Linked DNA regions of Homo sapiens: region 1 is linked to region 2. A link is a loop called in an ENCODE intact Hi-C map of the cell type or tissue named here. Cell type or tissue: heart left ventricle. All regions are shown on one strand.

The links. Peaks named below come from ENCODE experiments on the same cell type or tissue, not always from the same donor. Only the 100,000 strongest peaks of a DNase experiment are listed, where the experiment ranks them.
Region 1: it touches region 2 in a loop (3-fold over the local background); 11 of 110 quality-filtered maps call a loop at or near these places.

What each region holds. Positions count from the first base shown.
Region 1 is chr3:142,854,728-142,859,727 of GRCh38, forward strand. The region is part of intron 2 of PCOLCE2 (procollagen C-endopeptidase enhancer 2); the gene reads right to left. Among named protein-coding and RNA genes, the nearest start is that of PCOLCE2, 32 kb to the right of the region's middle. In heart left ventricle, a CTCF peak has its summit at 2,483; a DNase peak (open chromatin) is centred at 2,468; H3K27ac peaks cover 900 bases.
Region 2 is chr3:142,985,361-142,990,360 of GRCh38, forward strand. All of the region lies in intron 2 of PAQR9-AS1 (PAQR9 antisense RNA 1), which reads left to right. Among named protein-coding and RNA genes, the nearest start is that of U2SURP, 14 kb to the right of the region's middle. In heart left ventricle, a CTCF peak has its summit at 1,916 (motif pointing left); no DNase peak of the experiment used is centred here; H3K27ac peaks cover 1,151 bases.

The DNA.
Region 1 (5,000 bases), 130 kb before region 2:
CCACTGCACTTAGAATAAAATCTTCACCTTAATTATAGTTCACACACTTAGTGAACATCAGGTGCCAGGTATTTTTCTATGCACTATATACGTATCATTTCATTTAATCCCTTACAGCAACCCTATGAAGTTGATATTATTATTGGCCCAACTTTATAGTTTACAGATGAAGAAACTGAGGCACAGAGAGGTTAAGACACTGCATGATATATCCCCTTATCTCTCATCTTTCTCCTTCAAGCAACAACTTGGCTGTCATGCCACTTTTCTGTTCAAGGAGCCCTCCGAGCTGGTTCCCACCTAAGGGCCTTTGCACAGCCTGGTCCTCTGCCTGGCACAGCCTTCTCCCTGATATACACGGGTCTCACTCCACCTCATCATCTAGGTCAGCTCAAGAGTCACTGTTTCAGAGAAGCCTATCCTGAGCACCCCTGGTCACTTAGATCACACAGCCCTCTTATTTCTTCACAGATTATTTATCATCTGTCTCACTATCAGAATGTAAGCTACAGAGAACAGTTGGTCTGTGGGTCTACAGTTTGTCCAATGCTTTGGCTACTATGAGTACTCAGAAAATATTCATTGAATAAATGACTGCGATCCTTATAATCTTAAAATAATAGTGCAGGCCATGACTCCTATTACTAGCACATACTTTTATATAAAAATGTAAACTCACAAGTACAGGGCAAGTATTATTAAGATCCTTACGGGGAGGAAGAAATGGCTGACAGCGGTTATGATGACTTGCCTAAGGCCACCCAGAAAGACAATGGCAGAACTCAGGTCACCAGACTTCCACCTTGCTGTGTTTTTCCATGACCTGACTGTGGCAGAGGCTGAGGAGATGCTCCCAAACCTTGTTTCTTCTCAGGTCACACATGGAGTCGACATTTCCCAGCCTCTCTTGCAGTTAAGTTGGGGCCATGAGTCTGGGTCCTGGTCAATGGAATGTAGATGAAAGTGATGCACCCATTACCTCCAGGCCTAGCCATAAGACACCCAGTGCAATCCTTTTGGAGTTCTCTTTTTGCTCTAAGGAGGGGATTCAGTAGAAGAAAAGTGGAGGTGTTGGAAGACAGCAGAGCCACACAGGAGAAGAGAGAGCTGCCCAGAACAGCCCTCCCACTGCACTGGACGGTGAAGGGAACAAGAAACAGCCATTTATTGGGTTAGGCCACTGAGACTGGGGAAGTTGTTTGTTAGAGCAGTTTTGCACTTTGTGTTAATTACCCTGATTAACAAATGGATAGTGACATTCACCAGGTGTCCTTACCCAGCACCTCTGTGGCAGGTAACTGTATAGACACCTTTGTTGTTTGGGGTTCCTACAGGCTCTCTAGGAATCAACAGTGTGACGTGGCCACCAAGCAAGCCAACACAGGCTGTGTGAATAGTAAGGGAGACATCAGCTTTGCCTAACTGTATACTGCTTGGAGTACCATGGGCTGAATTCAGGTCAAAGCACCTCACTTTCGAGTAGACGTAGATGATTTGGAGCAACCACAAAGGGGAGAAAATTCAGAATCATCGAGGCACATACTGTAATTTCCATGGCCTCTGCAAAAGTGTAACTAGGCCCTCGAGCCCCTGTTATCACCTCTGAGTTATCACCGCTGAGTCCTTTACCTGTGGCTGGTCAGTTGGGGTGAGAGGCAACCAGCAGCCACTAGTACTTCTTAAGCTGAATGAAGACTTGGCTACAAAACGAACAAGACAGGACTTCAGGTTATGCCTCTTGTGCAAATGCTGCCTAAGCATGAAGATGTTCGAAAGATCCCAGCTGCGAACAGGCCCTTCGGCATTGGGAGGGTGTTCAGACTGAAGTCTGCCAAGTGGAAAGGCAAATGGGAAAAACGTGAAGGGACAACAAAGCCGAACCCACAGAAGCAGGAAGGCTAAGGTAGATGCAGCAGGATGAGGAGACAGGCAATCGTGCCAAGAGCTGTCGCATTAGGTTTTGGCTGGGGAAAGAGATAACGTTGAAAACGAAGAGTATTCCTTTTCACAGACATTTGTCTTGCAGTTTTCCTTTGGCCAGTGATACCCTGAGATCCTACTGTGGACATAAGTGGTGGCAAATCTTCTGAGCAAGTTATACATTCCTCATCCATGTTCTTGAGAAAACTGGAAATTCACTACTCAGTTTTTCTCTAAACAGGAGCTTTTTTTTTTTTTTTTAGCCATTTGCTCCTGAAAGGGTTTACAGCAAAAATTTTTAAAAAGCATTACCAAATAATAAGATAAAGAGCTGTGGATACACACGGAGCAATAAATTTCAGAAACACTCTAGGCAAGAGCATCCAGGATATTCTATATACTCTATAGTAAGTAAGAGTCTCCATTTCCCAATCTATCGTATGTGTGCAATGAACCTGTACTTTCCCATGCTTCCTACTGAACCAGCTGGTGCGAGCCTGGTGCTTCGGGTGCCTTACCAGGTCTGGCATCAACCACAGCACTGGCACCTCCTGTGGCTGCGAGGAGCAGCAGCAGCAAATGCTTGGAGACTGGAAGGAGTAAATAGCACCTAGTGGCTGAAGCCCAAGCTGTTTCATGTGATCAGTGTGTGTCCTGCCTGCTGTCCTTGAAAGCTGTTAGTTGTGTCAGGAAAGGGTTTGGAAAGGAGAGACAGGTTATCACTGGTTGTCTTTCACATTTAGCCATGTGTTCAAGGAGAACTCCGGGCACTGCATACATGCATGATACACTTCTAGACAAGACCACGGCAAAAGATGGAAGTACTAAGTGAAGCTCTACCAAGCCCATCCTAGATTATTTTAAAGCAACTATTAAGAGTAATATTTCTAAAGTCCTTAAAATGACTATAAAAAAGGGAAAAAAGGTAATATTTCTTTTAAAACAATGAAAAAATCCATGACAAACTGTAAATCATATGTGATGCCCTGGATGACAGGTACACATCAGAACTGTCCAGGACAAATGTGGACACAGGGCCACCCTGGCCTTAGAACATCTAGGCCTCTCCTCTAATGTTTGAAGCTGCCTTGCTGAATCCCAACAACCACAGGTTGAATGAATGAACAGCTGTTGAAGGAATAAAAGAATGAAAGAATAACAGAGGAGCTTCCTATTACCTGCAGAATGAAGTCCAAACTCCTCAGAATCATAGGGTACTGGGCCCACCCCAGGCTAACATTCTGGCCTCATCTACCCCCCAGCCATTTGTGTCTTGGGTATCATTCTGTCCATCCTCAAACACACCTGGCCCCTTTCCTTTCCCACCTCTGTGAGGTCGTATGTAAATTCCCTGCCTGGAATATTCTTTCTTCCCTTCCCAGACTATTGACTTCCACTCCAATTTCAAAGTTGGGGCCAAATACACCTTCTCGAGGAACTCATCCTCTCCCATCCAATTCCTAGACCTGGGGGGATGTTATCTTCCCTCTTTCACCTCCCAGAGCCAGAGCCCACTGTTCCCTCTCCCCTTTGGTGCCTCCTCGGCATCCACAGGTCTCACAGGTGTCTGCAGTGTGCACCTGGCCTTGCAGCTGACTGTGAACCTTGCACAGACAGGAGTGTTCTAGTCATCTTTGTCTGAGTAATTGAACCCACATGCACCTGGCAGCCAGGCATCCAAAAAGCACAATGCAGGTGAAGATGGAGATGGAAAAAAAGTTTCCTATCTTCATATATTTTGGTCTCAGATCTGTGAATAGTTTCGGGATTTTCTTTGCTATTTATTTGTTTTGCAAATCAACAAGTATTAATCAACTACCAGCTGCTGGCACAGCAACATACACACACACATGCGCACACATATATGTGCGTGCGTGTGTGTGCGTGTGTATATCAAACTAGGATAAAACATAAACTCCAAGGGTTCATGTGACCCAGAAGCTGGCAGTGCCTCCCTGGGGTAAGTGGGGGGGTCCCACTAAGACATGTGAGAGATGGCACCAACAGTTTGTTCATATGCCCGTCCCAAGCAGTCTGCTTTGTTATATTCCCTCAGTCCATGTATACAGGATTTTGTGTGTGTGTGTATGTGTGTGTGTGTGTGTGTAAGAGAGAGACAGAGCGAGAGATAGGGTCTTGCCCTGTCACCCAGCCAATTTCTTTACACCTTTGAAAACTGAAACAAAGTACTTAAGTCATTTTAGGGCATTCTTTCAATTCTCCGGAAGTTGTCAACATAAATTAATCCAGAAGATAGACATGATAGGTGGAGATTCCTGGAGAAAAAGCATCCCCAGGCTAAACCACTAGTACATATTGTCTGGCAGATATTCTTAAAGGTAACAGAGATAAAAGCTGAGGGAGACCTTTCCCATTATAGCTAGGAGCCTTTTTGTCATACAACACCCATGTTTTCTTCTTTTTTTTTTTTTAGAGACAGAGTCTGACTCTGTCGCCCAGGCTAGAGTGCAGTGGCATGATCTCAGCTCATTGCAACCTCCTCCTCCTGGGTTCAAATGATTCTCCTGCCTCAGCCTCCCAAGTAGGTGGGACTACAGGTGCCCACTATCATGACCAGCTAATTTTTGTATTTTTAGTGGAGACGGGGTTTCACCATATTGGTCAGGCTGGTCTCGAACTCCTGACCTCAGGTGATCCACCCACCTCAGCTTCACAAAGTGCTGAGATTACAGGCATGAGCCAGCACACCTGGCCCATGTTTTCTTCTCAATGACACATGAATATATATATATATTTTCAAAAACATTTATAGGACAGAACTGACTTCTATGCAATAATCTAAGAAACAAATCTGAAATATTTTCAAGAAAATATCTCCATAATCTGGAATTTCATCTGATAAGTCTTTTATGGGTCAGGAACACAAAATTACACTAATTTTTTCTTTTCTTTCTTGTTTTTTTTTTTTGAGACGAAGTCTCTCTGTGTCATTCAGGCTGGAGTGTGGAGTACAGTGGCGTGATATCGGCTCACTGCAACCTCTGCCTCCCAGGTTCAAGCGATTCCCCTGCCTCAGCCTCCTGAGTAGCTGGGACTACAGGCACACGCCACCACACCTG
Region 2 (5,000 bases):
CTCATGTTATATTCCTTTTGGACAGAGCTGATCTAAAAAAGTGCAGGGAAAAGGTTGAGAGGGGCACCAGGTCAAAGCAGGGCTGAGGATTATGAAGATAAAAGGCACTTTGGAAATGATGGCCTCACATTGCTACATTTTGGTCCCAGGTGGTATTTGGCCTTATCTCAGCTTGATGGGGAGAACTGTCATGGGCTCTGCCAAGGCACTGGGGTTCCAGCCCAGAAAGCGGTCAGGTAGAGGGGTGGAGGAGTGATGCAGAGGGCCTTGTTATGAGGATAGTTCAGGACTTTCCCAGGTTCTTTTTTCCCTCATTAAAATGTACTTCTCCCTCTAGTCTTAACTTGGCTAATAATACCTTAACATTTTACCCCTTTTTATAGTAAAGTTTGGCCTGATTAAGACAAGCCCTTCTCTTAAACACATGAAAAGGTGCTCAACTCACTTATAATAAGAAAAACACAAAGCAAAATATAAGGACATACCATTCTTCACCTAGCGGACTGGCCAAGATTAAAAAAAAAAAAATCAGGTTCAAACGATGTGGGGCAAGGTATGGGAAGACAAGGGGTTGGGAATTTGATTGGCACAACCTTTATGGAAGACAAATCGGCAGTGTCTGTGACAACTTTAATTGTGTATATCCTCTGACTAAATCCCAGTATTTATCCTACAGAAATACACATTGCAAAATGATATATGTAAAAGGGCATCCATTGCAGTAGTGTTTACAAAAGTAAGAGACTGGAGTCAATTTAAATGTCAATTTATAGAGACTGATTAAATAAATTATGGGTATCATTTCAATCAAATTATAAAATAATGTAACTTTAATAGCAGACAACTGCTAACAATAATAAGACAGGTCTCTATGTCAGATGTAGAAGGATCTCTAAATTATTGGTAAGTTTAGAAAAAGAAAAAGAAAGTAACAACCATGTATGTAGCACACTGCCATTTCTGTGGGGGCAAAAAACTCAATATATTTGCTGACATATATTTACAAGTGTATCGATTTTTTTTTTGAAGGATATATAAGAAATCAGTAACAGTGGTAACTTCCAAGGAGGGCAAATGCATTGTAGGGAGAAGGCCGACTCTATCTCTCACTGTATACTATTTTGTACCTTTAAAATTTTATGATATAAATATATTACCCACCAAATAAAATGAAATAAGACATTTTAAAACTTCTCTTTATGTATGAATTTCCTCTTATCACAACTCCATAAAGTGTCTTTGCCTGCACTTCACGATACAGCTCTTCCTGCTGCTGCAACTGTTTTTGCTTCCTAGAGACTCGGAATTACTATCTTTCCACTTAGTAACTGAAAAAAAATTGTATTCATTTATTTGATTGTCAAGTACAGTATCTGGATTTACCAGTTTTTAGGTTTCAAGAATTATTTTTTCCCTCTACTTTGTCTTTTTCTTCATGCTTAAATGTTTATCATTAAGTTCATCAAAGTATTTTTCTAAAATATTTACATTTAAAATGCACATTTCGGCTGGGCATGGTGGCTTACCCCTGTATTCCAGCACTTTGGGAGGCCTAGGTGGGTGGATCACCTGAGGTCTGGAGTTCGAGACCAGCCTGGCCAATATGGTGAAACCCCATCTCTACTAAAAACACAAAAAAGTAGCCGGGCATGGTGGTGGGCGCCTATAATCCCAGCTACTTGGGAGGCTGAGGCAGGCAGGAGAATCACTTGAACCCAGGGCAGGGGGAGCCGGGGGGAGGCGGAGGTTGCAGTGAGCCAACATCACGCCATTGCACTCCAGCCTGAGCAATAAGAGCAAAACTCTGTCTCAAAAGAAAAAATAAAAGCACATTTCTCTTATTCTTTGACATTCTCTTGTAATATACATTTCAGTTACATGAAATTGAAAGACAACCAAATGCAATGTGCCCTCTAGTGGTTAAAGAAAATAATTTACAATCCACCTCTCCTGAGCCAAATACACAGATCAAATGTAATTTTTCAAAGCCTACATTCAGTTATGTGGATAACTTAATTGGTTATTTCAGTGTGGCTTTTGTCCTCTTATGAAAACATGGCATATCAAAAAAATTGTCCATCTTATAAAATAATCATTTTTCTCTATTTGCAAAAACAAAAAAAGTATTGACCTATTTACCTGTTTGTTGAATAAACAATATATTAAAATAGACCAAAGAATGGGGAGTGAAAAGTAAATTTCCTCCCACCCCTGACCCTCAGAAGCTAAAGATGGCTTTCCTAGTGGCAAGCACAGTTGCCAGTTTTTAAATAAATATATTGTGTATATGCATAAACAAATACACGTTATATTAGTTATCTACTGCTACGTAGCAGATTACCCAGAACTTAGTGGCTCAAAACAACAAACATTTATTATCTCACATTTTCTGTGGGTGAGGAATGCAGCAGCTTAGCTAGGCCCCCAGCGCTGGGGCTTTCCCAAGGATGTAGTCAAGCTGTCAGCTGGTGCTGCAGTCAGCTCATGTCTCAGCTCGGGAGGATCTGCTGTCAGGCTCTCTCAAGGGGTTCTTGGCAGGATTTAGTTCCTCACACGTTGTTGGGCCGAGGGCCTCATTTCTTCACTGGCTTTTGGCCTGAGGCTTCCCTCAGTTTCTTGTTACACGGTCCTCTCCATAGGACACCTCACAGCATGACAGTTGGCTTCATCGAGTAAATAAGAGAGAAGAGCCAGAAAAGGCAAGCAAGACTAGAAGCCAAAGTTTCTTGGTAACCTAATTTCGGAAGTGATATCCTATCACATTTGCTGTGTTCTGTTTGTTAGAAGCAAATTCCTGGGTTGAACCATATTTAAGGGGAGAGGATTAAATAAGGGCATGGGCACCAGGAGTAGGAGATCACCGGGGGCCATCTTAGAAGCTGCCTGCCACACAGTTGTATATGATATATCTATAGATGCCTTAAAAAAAAAAACTTAAGGTTCTGTACCTTGCTTTTGTCATGTGATAGTGTATCTTGGAGCAAGTTCTAAGTCAGTACAGAAAGATCTCCCTCATTCTTCTAACAGTGGCATAGCATTTCAGCCCCCACCTCTACAGAGAGCATTCTTCGGGCATGCCATACCAAACCTTCTTAAGAGTCCCACATTGAGAAAAATTTTGCAATCTACTCATCTGACAAAGGGCTAATATCCAGAATCTACAATGAACTCAAACAAATTTACAAGAAAAAAACAACACCATCAAAAAGTGGGCAAAGGATATGAACAGACACTTCTCAAAAGAAGACATTTATGCAGCCAAAAGACACATGAAAAAATGCTCATCATCACTGGCCATCAGAGAAATGCAAATCAAAACCACAATGAGATACCATCTCATACCAGTTAGAATGGCAATCATTAAAAAGTCAGGAAACAACAGGTGCTGGAGAGGATGTGGAGAAATAGGAACACCTTTACACTGTTGGTGGGACTGTTAACTAGTTCAACTACTGTGGAAGTCAGTGTGGCAATTCCTCAGGGATCTAGAACTAGAAATACCATTTGACCCAGCCATCCCATTACTGGGTATATACCCAAAGGATTATAAAACATGCTGCTATAAAGACACATGCACACGTATGTTTATTGCAGCACTACTCACAATAGCAAAGACTTGGAACCAAGCCAAATGTCCAACAATGATAGACTGGATTAAGAAAATGTGGCACATATACACCATGGAATACTATGCAGCCATAAAAAATGATGAGTTCATGTCCTTTGTAGGGACATGGATGAAGCTGGAAACCATCATTCTCAGCAAACTCTCGCAAGGACAAAAAACCAAACACCGCATGTTCTCACTCATAGGTGGGAATTGAACAATGAGAATACATGGACACAGGAAGGGGAACATCACACACCGGGGCCTGTTGTGGGGTAGGGGGAAGGGGGAGGGATTAGCATTAGGAGATATACCTAATGTTAAATTAAGAGTTAATGGGTGCAGCACACCAACATGGCACATGTATACATATGTAACAAACCTGCACGTTGTGCACATGTACCCTAAAAACTTAAAGTATAATAAAAAAAAAAATAAAATGAAAGAAAGAAAAAAAGTGATTGCCGTTTTGCCATTACTTTCAATGGGAAAACCGCAATCACATCTGCACCAGTGTAATATCACTTTATCACGACAGTTTTGAAATAAGCTGAGAATAATTTTGATTTTATTTTTACAAAAAGGCAAGTAGAGCCTTGTGGATGCTTGATGACAATAATCTTTGAATATTAGTAATGTCAATATTAGTTGACATTAATAACGTGTTCAATGCCACATTTTTGAGTACATTTTCATTGGTTTCTAAGAAGAAATAGGTTATAGATTTAATGATTTTTGTACATGAAAGGGAAAAATTTTACTGCTTGTTAGAATTATAATACTTTTAATTTAAAAAAGTCCCATATTGATGGATATTAAGGGCATTTTTGGTCTTTTGCTGCACACCTTCTTTACCTATGTGAGAGTGCATCTAGAAGGTAAATTCCTACAAGCAGAATTGCTGGGTTAAAGGGTATGAGCACTTCACATTTTGACAGCTATGGCCAAATAGACATTCAAGGGAGGTTGTACCAATTTATTTTCCAACTATGAAGTATAAGAATTGTCTGCTTACCCATAGTTTCTTTTCTTTTTTTTTTTTTTTAGACCGAGTTGCGCTCTTGTCGCCGAAAATGCAGTGCAATGGCATGATCTCGGCTGACTGCAACCTCTGCCTCCTGGGTTCAAGCGATTCTCCTGCCTCAGCCTCCCAAGTAGCTGGAACTATAGGTGTGTGCCACCACGCCTGGCTAATTTTTGTATTTTTAGTAGAGACAGGGTTTCACCATCTTGGCCAGGCTGTTCTCGAACTCCTGACCTCATGATCCACCAGCCTTGGCCTCCCAAAGTGCTGGGATTACAGGAGTGAGCCACTGCGCCCGGCCCACCCACAGCTTCTTGAAGCATTTTTCCACAAGTTTTAATGAAAAAGGAAATGAGAAATCACAGGAGA